Regions from separate parts of the Mus musculus genome. Here all the other regions are linked to region 1. The links are chromatin contacts, found by Hi-C or POLR2A ChIA-PET in ENCODE. All regions are on one chromosome and are shown on one strand. Each heading gives the region's core, a stretch centred on a gene start or an enhancer-like site at or near the end of the contact. The rest is flanking DNA. Distances are from core to core; before and after follow the strand shown. Region 1 holds the start of Iffo2 (intermediate filament family orphan 2). Region 2 holds the start of Aldh4a1 (aldehyde dehydrogenase 4 family, member A1). Region 3 has its middle 40 kb from the start of Iffo2.

The links. A loop is a pair of places that touch in the nucleus more often than their neighbours do. ChIA-PET counts read pairs that join two places held with the same protein, here RNA polymerase II (POLR2A).
Region 2: a map of left cerebral cortex shows a loop between it and region 1 (4-fold over the local background). The contact joins the promoter of Aldh4a1 here to the promoter of Iffo2 in region 1. A Hi-C loop is called at or near these places in 19 of 37 maps with a recorded cell type or tissue (CH12.LX, Patski, T-helper 17 cell and 6 more). POLR2A ChIA-PET finds 5 or more read pairs at or near these places in 4 of 5 experiments (Patski and embryonic stem cell).
Region 3: POLR2A ChIA-PET joins it to region 1 with 100 read pairs in Patski. The contact joins the enhancer-like site here to the promoter of Iffo2 in region 1. POLR2A ChIA-PET finds 5 or more read pairs at or near these places in 2 of 5 experiments (Patski and embryonic stem cell).

The regions. Positions count from the first base shown.
Region 1 is chr4:139,572,679-139,576,499 of GRCm38, forward strand. Iffo2 (intermediate filament family orphan 2) reads left to right here and starts at 2,042. Exons shown (of 9, transcript NM_001205173.1): 1 at 2,042-2,919. The coding sequence starts at 2,270.
Region 2 is chr4:139,621,296-139,625,116 of GRCm38, forward strand. Aldh4a1 (aldehyde dehydrogenase 4 family, member A1) reads left to right here and starts at 1,599. Exons shown (of 15, transcript NM_175438.4): 1 at 1,599-1,902. The coding sequence starts at 1,844.
Region 3 is chr4:139,533,306-139,537,126 of GRCm38, forward strand. It overlaps a transcript of Iffo2 not described here. Among named protein-coding and RNA genes, the nearest start is that of Iffo2, 40 kb to the right of the region's middle. Within about 2 kb of position 2,151, at least 1 of the 3 ENCODE cell types and tissues checked has a DNase peak (open chromatin) inside an H3K27ac peak, as active enhancers do.

The DNA.
Region 1 (3,821 bases), core at 792-3,291:
AAGTAGTAGGGGACTTGCTTAGCAATTGAGATATCCTGAGTTCCATTCCAAACACTAACATCAAGCAAACAGATATAGCAGTAAGCCCTATATGACTTTCTGAATGTTGATAGCTTAGGTCTCAGGAGAGTTACAGCAACTCTCGTGATATGGGAATATCTAGGGGTGACAGAATCGCAAAGACTTCTTTCAGAATCAAAGGACATATTGATGAGCATTCAAAGACCAGCGACCATAAGGGTGGAAAGTGGGTCTACCCCAGTGTCTCAGCCCTCTCAGAATTCTATTCTCAGTCCAGGCAGGATCCCAAGAGCCACAACTTTAAGGCAAAGGGTTCTTGGTTCTTTAGGGTGGATAATGACAGCATCAAAGACTCCGTGATCTAAAAGTTAAGAGAGTGACCAGGTAGGCTTGGGTTCCGGGGAGAAAGATCACCAGAAGGGAATGCCGGAGCGCAGAGCTAAGTCCATTTGGCAGGGAGCGAGGGAAGGCAACAAGACCAAACCTGAAACACAGCAGTAACCTCACAACACAGCACCACCCCAGAGCACCACACTCTTTCTCGTCTGTCACAAAGAGCACCAAGGCTTTGTCCTGTGAGACAGGGTACCTGCCTGCAAGCTTACGCACAAGCAGACAAGACGGACACATAAGCTAGTAACAAGACAATGGCGGTGAGAGGGGAAAAAAAGATGTGGCCGGAAGAATCTAAAACATACCACATATCTGGTTAAGAGCTGACGGTGTAAGCCACAGGCATTCAAGGTGGGGTCCTTCCCTTAGGAAGTTTGTGGTGAGGACCAAAGGCCAGCAGCTCGGAAGGCTGGGTAGAGTGTGTTTTGAGGTGGTGGTAAAGCTCAGGTCTCAGCGACCTTCTCTGTAAAATGAGGATAATACTTAAATAGGTGCCTGCTGTGAGCTAATGCTTGCAGTGGGTACAGGAGACACTTGGAGATCGCAGGGAATACTGGTTTTTAGGGTGGTAGGTGTGAAGGATAGATGGCTGAAAGGACGGAAGATGGATGGGTCCAAATAAGTGTCCTCCAAATAGGTGGTACTCCATATTGCAGCAAGGCATTCGGGAGAATTGATGGATAGACAGACCCTCTGCTCTCAGGGCTCAGCTACAGCGCCGACTGTGACAATGTGGTGATAGGTGACAGGAGATGGTTAGTCAGGGTTGTGAGGACAAGCATGTTGGGAGGCTCATTGCTTTCTCTTCCCCAGCTTGTCTCACATCCCCGCTTCTGGGTTTGCCGTGGACTAGCAGGCTCAAAGGCTGCGAGAAGCCCTGATCCTGCCTGGTAGGGGACAGGAAGGCGACCAAGGCCTCCGGAGGCTGGAGTAGGGGAGCTGGTTTTCATGCATCTTCGCACACTATGGTTGCCAGACCTTTGCAGGCCACAGTCACCCGCATGCCTGAGAATCTGGGGCAGGGAAATTTGGGACACGGAGGAAGGGCAAGCAGGTAGTCAAGCCCGCCTGGCACACTTGGTAGTGGAGGTCTCCACAGGCTGTCCACCTTTTCAAGAGGCTGCGGTGCCCGGCTCTGCCGCGTTCCCGGGTACAGTTTCGCATTCAGACTGCGTTAGATTATCTGAACCCCGCTAGGCCTGCAGCGCCGCACGCAGGCGAGGGTTTTCTGGGCCGTTGCTGGGCGGAGCTTGAGCTGTAGTCGAAAGGCTCCTCGCAGACGAGTGGCGCAGCTTGTGGGTGGGCGGAGCCCAAGGGCCGATAGGCGTGGCCGGGGCTGGAGACCTAGGAGCCGAGTCTCAGCGGGTGAAATCGCTGCAATGGGTTGAGGGGCGTGGCCTATGTCCGCAGAGGGCGGTCCAGGCTAGGGAGGAAGGCCTTCGCCTATAGAGGGCGGGCCGGGAAGGGCAGAGAGCAGCTAGGCAGGGGGTGTGGTCTGTGTCTGCAGAGGGCGGGCCCTGGAGGCGTGGTCTGTGCCTGCAGAGGGCGGGGCTCGCCGCAGAGGGGGCAGCGCCGGCTGAGAGTCCTCTGCGAGCCGCTGCTGCGGCCGGTCCACAGCAGCTCTGACAGTCGCGGCGCAGGCACCGGACCCCTCACCAGCCCCACGCAGCCACCGCGACCTCCAGCTCGTCCCACCATCTCTCCCGACGCAGCGGAGCCGCATCTGGCACCTAACACCACCCCGGCCGCTCTGGAGCCCGCGCCCGCCCTGGCCCGGCCGCGCCGGGAGCCCGGCCCCGAGCTGGAGCCGCATCTGGAGCCACGGGCCCGGGGCCCTGAGCCACGCAGCCGGCGCATGGTTAACTCGCTGCTGTTCGGAGAGATGGCCTTGGCCTTCGGCTGCCCGCCGGGGGGCGGCGGCTGCGCAGGCGGCGGCGGGGGTGGCGGGGCCGGGCCGGGGCCCTCGCCCGTAACGGCGGCGCTGCGGGACGATCTGGGTTCCAACATCCACCTCCTCAAGGGGCTCAACGTGCGTTTCCGCTGCTTCTTGGCCAAGGTGCACGAGCTGGAGCGGCGCAACCGGCTCCTGGAGAAACAGCTGGAGCAGCAGCAGAGCGAGCGCGATCGGCGGCTGCGCTACAAGACCTTCTCCCGCGAGCAGGCCGTGCAGACCGGGCCCGAGCTGCTGCGGCCGTCGGCTGCGGGAAGCGGGCAGGCCCTCGGCGCGGCCACCGGCGTCAACGCCAACGCGGTGGCCCTGGGCGGCCTGCCCCCCGGCGGCGGCTCGCACCCGCAGCACTACGGTCGCCTGCCCGGGACCATCTGGAGCTACACGCAGGTGCGGCGCACGGGAGGCGGTGGCGTGGAGACTGTGCAGGGCCCCGGCGTGTCGTGGGTACACCCGGACGGCGTAGGCGTGCAGATCGACACCATCACGCCAGAGATCCGCGCTCTCTACAACGTGCTGGCCAAGGTGAAGCGCGAGCGTGACGAGTACAAACGGAGGTGAGTGGACGCGCCCCTCCTCCGCCGCTCTCAGAACCGGCAGCAGGGCCTGGCATATGGGCTGCGAACTGCGGGAGGACTAGGTCATCTAAATCCGCGAACGAGCGCAGGGAGCGCGGGATACCTGGGCGCCGACCCCTGGGGCCAGGCACATTGTTTCCCAGGGACGTAATAACCAGCGGATTTGTGGTGATCTCATTCTGTCCACATGACAGTGCGGTGTGAGGCAGCCTTGTCCCCATACTGCAGATGAGGAAACTGAGGTGAAGAGGTACCAAGTGTCTTGCTCAAGGCAGCTTGGCTAATCCGCGGTGAAAGTCAAGACTTGATCCTTTGATGGAAGTCATGGCTGGTGTGTCTCCTAGCCTAGGTATTCCCCGAGATGTTGGTGGTAGATTCCCTTTCCCATAGCAGGTGTAAAGAAAACAGTCTCAACTAGCTCATTGTCATTTTTTTTTTGTCCTTGAATTTAATGAGCTCACGTGTGAAGATGGATGGCTCTGTCCCTAGGGCCCCGGGGTCGCCTATCTTGTTCCAGGTCTTTAAGGCCAAGATCTCTGGCTTGCAGAATCAAAACCAGACACTGGCCTTTCAGAAATTCATCATCTTCTTCATACTCTCCCAAATCTCATGGTTTATTGGCTAGGTCCCATGAATTCAGCCTAAGGAATCACCCCCCCCCCCAGGGAAGAGATACTCACGGGTTAGAATAATGAGTGGACCCAGATCATGGGGTCCCGCTGGAGGTCAGGAGCCGACTGCCTGCAAGATGGCCAGTGTATTCCTTGCAGTTCAGATTTCCTGGCTGCAATACTGACATGCTTTCTGCCCGCAGCCTGCTTGACAGTAGTGTCTACTCAGCTTTCTGACTCGAGGAGGGGAAGGGTCTGTGCGTAGGTCTC
Region 2 (3,821 bases), core at 349-2,848, 48 kb after region 1:
GTATCTGAAGAGAAACAAGTATTATACTTACATATAATAAATAAGTAAATCTTTTCTAAAAAAAAGAAAAAGGAAAAAAAAAGAAAATGTCTCCAAAAGATCAGCCTGTGGGCAAGCCTGTAGGGCATTTCCTTTTCTTTCTTTTTCTGTTTTATTAATTAGTTAATTAATTATTACATTATTGTTAGTATTAGTATTATTATCATTTTAGTTATTTGAGACAAGGTTTCTCTGTATAGACTGGAACTCACTCTGTAGACCAGGCTAGCCTCAAACTCAGAGATCTGTCTGCATCTACCTCCTAAGTGCTAGATGTAAAGGTATGCACTACCACTGCACAGCTACTTGGGCAAAAAAAATTCTTAATTTGTGATTGATGTGGGAGGGCCCAGCCTATTCTAGGTAGTCCAACCCCTGGACTGGCGGTCCACCTGTAAGGCTGAGCAAGCCAGTAAGCAGCGTCCCTCCACGGCTTCTGCATCAGCTCCTGCCTCCAGGTTCCTGCCTCAGTGATGAGCTGAAAATTTGCACACGTAAACCTTTAACTCCCCACTTGCTTTTTGGTCATGGTGTTTTGAGGCGAATCTGCCCAGTGTGGTATCAAATTAGAACCAGAGGGACCCCAAAGTAAATGCCCTGGTTACATTGTCAAAGACAGAGAAACACGTTGAAGCAGGACTGTGGTGGTGCAGGCCTTTAATCCCAGCACTCTGGAGGCAGACCTGCGGGTGGATCTCTGTAAATTCAGGGCCTGGTCTATAGAGCCAGTTCCAGGATAGCCAAGGCTACACAGAGAAACCCTGTCTGAAAAAGTAAAACCAAGCCAAAAAAAAAAAATTAAAAAAATTAAACAAAAACAAAACCCAAAGAGAATAAAGTAAGAAAACCCATACCAGTATCTTAGGAATACAGTGGTTCCCTAAGGCATCATTCTAAGAGCAGGTTTCGGAAGCTGTTTTAATACGTTCGAGTATTCATCAAACAACGTCTCATGAAGAAAACTGAAAATTTTAACCACGGGGCAGAGGGACAGAGGGACAGAGGCAGGAACAACTGGTTTTTGTGGCTAGAGGCTTTTAAGAAAAGGAAGAAATAAAGAAAATTAAAACGAAGAACGTTAAGTTCAGGCCCGCTAGGGTTTTATCTCATTCTGATTCCAATCTGGAAGGAAGCAAGCCCAGGCTTGGCCCTGAGCCAGGCTGGGAGATGGAGGGCAGATCAGGCTCCATGCACGGTGGCAGCCCCCGGGGAGGTGGCAGGGAGCTGGCCTTGGTGTGGCTCGGCGGGCCCGGGCAGAGTTGTAGCCTGCAGATGTCCAGCCTTCCAGCCACCAAGTGTTGGGGACCCAAGTAGCACCTGTCGCGTCGACCGGGTCCCCCCCCCCCCCCCCCCCCGGCCACTTCTACTACTGAGCACGCGCTCTGTGCAGGATCTGTCATTGGCTCCTGCAACTCTCCAGCCCTGCCTAAGAAGGCTGCAGCTTGCCTGTCCTGCTGATTGGCCTGGAGGCTTTCATGCGAGACTCTGATTGGTCAGTGAGGCTCACGCCCTCTCTCCTTGGGTCATACCATAAGGAGAGGAGACGAGGAGAAGAGAGTATCATTTCAGGGCTTTTCTGCTGCATTCTCTTGACCCGCAGTCCACAGTAGCAATTTTGATGTTAAATACAGCTGATGTTTATTGACAGAGGGGGAAGGGTACCCGAGGAGGGGCCCCGAAGGAGGTGGACCGGGCGATGCTGCGCCTCCCGCAGAGGTAGTGCGCTCCGGGCTTGTCTAGTCCAGCCCGGTGGGGCTGACTCTGAGCTTCCCACAGCTGCGCAAGACTGTTAAGAGTCTCCGCGATGCTGCCGCTGCCGTCGCTCCGCCGATCCCTGCTGTCCCATGCCTGGAGGGGCGCTGGGTGAGTGAACCCCTCTGCTGCCTGAGTCCTGAGAGCCGTGGACAGATCCCACTCTGTGGGTCCTCCAGGTTGCAGCCATTATCTCCAGGGTCCCTATGGCTCCCCTAAGTGCGCGCCGGGTCGCGACCTGCAGAGCCACTCTCCCATGGAGAACCTGTGGCGCCTTACCAGGTCTCTCTAGAGCAGTGGTTCTTAACAAATGCTGTGACCCTTTCCTCTTGGTGTGGTGACTCCCCAACCGAAAAATTATGCCACTTCATAACCGTATTTTGCTACTGTTATAAATCGTCATGTAAATATCTAATATGCAGAATAGCTGATATGCGACCCCTGTGAAAGGATCGCTCGGGGTGGCGACCTACAGGTTGCAAACCAATGTCCTAGATGGCCAGTTTTCCTATCCAAGGAACCCCAGGGAGGGTGTGGCGTCCGGATTTGTGCCCACGCCCCCTTCCTACACCCCTCTTTCTCCTAACGCTGTATATTTCAAATTTGCTGATTCTCCCAGACCTTGGCCGGCCCTGTGTTCCCATTCTGGAGCCTTCCGACACTCCCAGGGACCTCTCCACCCCACTCCCTTTTTGTTCAATATTGGGCTTTTGTTTTACGGTGGGTGCCATAATGACTTTTATAACGTGTGATGCGGCTCTGCGTGGCATGGGGCTCATTTTGAGGTTTGCCTAAATCCATTCAGACAAGTTCCTTAATAAATCACCGGGAGGCAGAGGCAGGCAGGTCACTGAGTGCAAGGCCAGCTTGTTCTGCAAGAGCAGGTTCGAGGAGGGTCAGGGATACACGAGAAACCCTGTCTCAAAAACAAACAAACAAACAAACAAACAAACAAACGTAATGAAGAGACAGGTAAGCCCTAGGGCAGAGAGCTGCTTGCTTTCAGCCAGAATCCTGGCTGCCTTAGTGATGTGTTCCAATATCCTGCCCCAGTATGGCTCACGGCCTGTTTGAACTTGGGTATTATTCCCCATTTCTGCCTGCCTTCCTTGTACAGTTTACACAGCACCCCCACACCCCTACTTTGGTTACTGTTTGCCTGCTCTGTGGCCTGTGACCCACCGTGTCCACCTCCACTGAGTTGTGACCTCTTTGAGTTAATCAGTGACCCTTTCCCTGCTCCCATGGGATGACCTGGGTGAGTTTCAACCCTTCCTCATGTTGTGTGACGCTATTAGGCAAAGGACATGGGATTGGGGGGTGGGGTGGGAGGTGGGGCGTGTGGTGAATGGAGCCTGCACCTCTTCAGTTTCTTCCTGCTCCGAGACCACCCACTGCAGCCCCGGGATGGAAGGCTCAGATAGGCAGAGCCTTCTATAGATTCTCAGGTTTACTTTGTACCTCTCCGGGTGTCAGTGTGCTACAAGGTGCACTGCAGTCAAGGGGATCATGCACTGGGTGGGGGCAGTGCATGATCAGGGAGTGGAACTCGGGGGAGTTTTCAACTTAACTGGCCAGAGAGGCGTGGACCCATGCATCTTGTCTTCTTTTAAGGAAAGCAGTCCATGTTATGAAGTAGTTTCGAATAGCAGTATCATTTTGCTAGCTAGCTAGTGTGAGGGCCCCACGCTGAGCCTAGGAGCTTGTTCTGGGGAGGCAGATGTAGCTGTAGTTACAGTTGGTCTGGATCCAGATCCCCGCCCTTCAGTGTGCGGCCCCCTAAACTGGTGGGAAGAGGATTTTGCAACCAGTTCTCTGGCCTCCTGCTGCCTGGTTTCTGTACGGTGCGGCTGGCCTGGCAGGGCGCCCTGAGAGGTTTCACAACATCAGCGAAATACATTCACCTTTGGGGCAGGTCTGCAGAATGCTTAGGAGAGCTTCCAGCCTGTGCCCGTGGTCCTGGTGGCTTCTTCAATCACGATGGGAATAATATCTCTGGATAGATGTCTTCTCCTCAGTGGTTGAGAGGC
Region 3 (3,821 bases), core at 901-3,400, 39 kb before region 1:
ACCCTCCTCCATACTCACCCTCTTCTCTACTCACCCTCCTCCCCACTTACCCTCCTCCCCATTCGCCCTCCTCCTCACTCACCCTCCTCCACACTCACCCTCCTCTCCACTCATCCTCCTCCCCACTTACCTTCCTCCTTACTCACCCTCCTCTCCACTCACCCTCCTCCTCACTCACCCTCCTCCACACTCACCCTCCTCTCCACTCATCCTCCTCCCCACTCATCTTCCTCCTTCTTCACCCTCCTCTCCACTCACCCTCCTCCACATTCACCTCTCCTCCCTATTCCCCCTCCTCCCCACTTACCCTTCTCTCTACTTGCACTCTTTCCCTCTCATCGTCCTCCCCATTCACTCTTCCTCCCTACTCATCCCCTTCCCTGCTCACCCCTCCTCCTCCTTTTCTTCCTCCTTCCCACTCTCCTCCTCTTCTCTTTGCTTTATATATTCCCAGAGCTGTCAGTCCTGATATTCATATTTCTAGGAGCAATTGGCCACCATTCTTGATGCTTGATACAAGGTCAGGTGACAGGTCACTGTTGGCCAAGGCCTGCCCACTAGACATATTTTTTTTGTGAGAGAAAAGGTACCTGGTTTGAGGACCTGCATTTTCTTCTGCCCCAGAAGTTAAAGGATGTGGATTGTCACAGCTGTGGATTCCTTATTCTCCGGCAACTTCATGGGTGCCATGCCTTGCGGGAGTGAGCCAGACGAAAGTTGGCCTGCTGTGGGAAGGCTGGCCAATGACTTGTACTGAAGTTTTTTTGTTTGTTTGTTTGTTTGTTTGGGTTTTTTTTTCTGAGACAGGGTTTCTCTGTATAGCCCTGGCTGTCCCAGAACTCACTCTATAGACCAGGCTGGCCTCGAACCCAGAAATCCGCCTGCCTCTGCCTCCCAAGTGCTGGGATTAAAGGTGTGCGCCACCATGCCTGGCTTGTACTGAAGTATTTTAAGTCACAGAAACTAACCAGTGCTAGAGCTCATCAGATCTCAGCAAACAACTGTCAGATAGACTGACTTCAGATGTGTTTGTGGCCTTTTGTCCACACCATAACCAGGGATGACAGTGTCACAGCTCCAAATTAGTTAAAGTGGTACCATTTCATGATGTTTGCCCTCGAAGCCACCCGTTCATACTGGTCAGCTCCTGGCTCTGTGTCCTGCTGCCTACAGCTCTGCCGTGACTGTGTTGAGCAGAGGGATTTTTCTCACTGACCAGGGAGAAGCCTGGGGCTCTGGGGCATAGCTCTCATCGGCCACCTTCCCACTTCCTGTCCCATCAGCTCTTCCTCCGTTGGAACATCCTATCTGCTCTGCCTGCTTCCCACTAGCGGAAATCTCCATTGCAGACTTGCCTTTTCAGTGCTGGGACCCGAACTCTCGCACTTACACATGCTAGGCAAGTGCTGAGCTCTGAGACCCAGCCCAGGCCTCTACTGCTGAGCTCAGACCTCAGCTTAGCACCAATCCCAATGGCTTTATTCTTAGTTTATGGACACATTTGACTTGAGAGTGCAAAAGTGCCCTGTCCACCAGATTGCAGCATTCTCTCTCTCTCTCTCTCTCTCTCTCTCTCTCTCTCTCTCTCTCTCTCTCTCTCTCTCTCTCTCTCTCTCTCTCTGCGTGTGTATGTGTGTTTTATGTGCACATATGTTCATGCGCCACCGTGTATGTGTGCATACATGGCAGATGTGTAAATCTGAGCATGCGCATTATACCAGTGTGGTACCTGACACATAGGAGCCTTTTGCTAAGTCCTTGGGATTGGAGGGTGCAGGGTTTTGCATTCTCCAGGTTCCTTTCCACAACGGTGACTTCACAAGACAAACTCTCAAGACACAGCCTGCATGGGTCAAGCCTCAGCAGCCAGAGAGTGGCAGCGTCAGACAGGAGTTGAACTTGGCTGGGCTTGTGATTCAGCCGGGGACCTTTGCCCTTCTCTGGGTTGCCAGCCACCACCACCACCCCGGCTCCCCAAAGCTCGGCAGATTAAACAGAAGCAGAAAGTTCAAAGGAAATTGACCTCAAGGCGGTGTTTACCAAAAGATGATGTCACCTCTACTGTGGAGAAAGGCTTTGCTGAAAAGGGCTGAAAGAGATGCCTTTGCTATGAATGAGCCGAGCCACCAAGCTGGGACGGGTTCAGCACGCAGTTCTCACTTTATAAGGAATAAGGACTTCACTGTCCCCCCCTCTGGCAAGCCTTGTGTCATGCTCAGTCCTGGGACAGGATAAGTGGGGCGAGCCATGGCCGGATGCTGGGCTTAGCCTGTTGCATGTCCACCCCTCCCTGCCCCGCCTGGAATATGCTCTGTCCTGCAACAGAGCCTGCCTCCCCAGTGTCACTAGGCCCAATACAGTACCAGGGCTGTGTTAACAGCGCCCAGTCAAACACCAGTGGACCTGGCTGCCGGCTGCTACAGGGGACACCTGGCCCCTGCAAGATCCTAGTGCCCATGACTGTCACCCAGGTCCCCAGCCCCCCACCCCAAGCCTCAGTCACCACCAGCCCCTAGCCAGCACTCTTTTTCTCCTGTCCCTCCCCCTCTGTGTCATTTGCCTTTGAAGGGCTGAGGGAGCCTAACCGCAGCTGGCTATGTCCTCTGTGGAAACACAGACGTGAGTGAGTGAGTGAGTGCCTCCCTGTTCTGTACTGCTTGGCCGCCTGTAAAAGTTGTGAAGGGGGTTACAAGGCTGCTTAGTGGGAGGCTCTGCCTGGCCCTGGCTGGACCTTCCAGTCTGTGCCTGCCGTCTGTGTCTGTCCGTCCTGTCTCTTCTTTCCAGCGCCCCTACCTGTGAGTCACTAATTCGAGAATGTCAACCCCTGTGGACTGGCGACCCACAGCCCGGGCTTTCTGTGAATTCTGACAGTGGGCCCTGAACAACCTGCCTTGCCTCCTTGGTGTTCCTCATAGCAGCATCTGGAAGCCGACTCATGACCCACCCAGTTCAGAGCTTAGAGGGGACTCTGATGGTTTTCAAGGGACAGGAATGTGTGCCCCCATAGCCCTACAGCCATCTGCAGGCATGCAGGGTTCACTGTGGCCCCAGCCTGCCAGAGACTCTCCTGTGGGGGAGAAGGTCTATAAGGGGGAGTCTCGGAAATGTGAGAGGGGGATTGAGACCACCTCAAGAGTTCTTTCCAGCCTCCCTAAAGTGACAGTAATAGCCGAGTGACATCACATGGTGGATCTGTCATGTATGTTCTGTTTCACAGACCTGGATAAGGTCCCTGCTGTGCTGCTGTGCTTATGAAGGAAAAGGAACATGGATGGCAGGAGTCTGAGCCCACCCTAACCCTGGCAGTAATTTGCTGTGTGGCCTTGGGTGAGTTGCTTGCCCCCTCTGAGTCTCAGGTTTCCCATGTATGGAACATAGACAAGTGGACTGGACATCTATTCCTTCCAGCTCTGAAACTCAGTGACCCCACAGTCCTGGTACTCAGTGTTCAGGGGAATATATGGAGGAATGTGGGAGAGGAGAGGGTTTGGTTGGTGCCTGTAAAAGAATCCGGTGAAGGGCAACTCTCTCTGCACCAGCTAAAACTTGCCAAGAGGCACCAGATGGAAAGTAACTGGGGCGTGTTTGTCAGAGCCGCTGCCAGGTGTCTGTGAAGACGGCAGACTGGTCTCGGTATCAGGATGGCAGGCCGGGCATTCATTCATCAGATTCTTGCCTGTCTGTTCATTCACTTGTGTCTTGGTTTCTGCTTCCGATGTTCATTCTTCCACAGCCAGGCGTGGTGCCTGCCTGGGACTGTAAACCCCGAAGCTGCTTTGCTTGGGTTTAAATCTTGGCTCTGCCCCCCCCCCTTTTTTTTT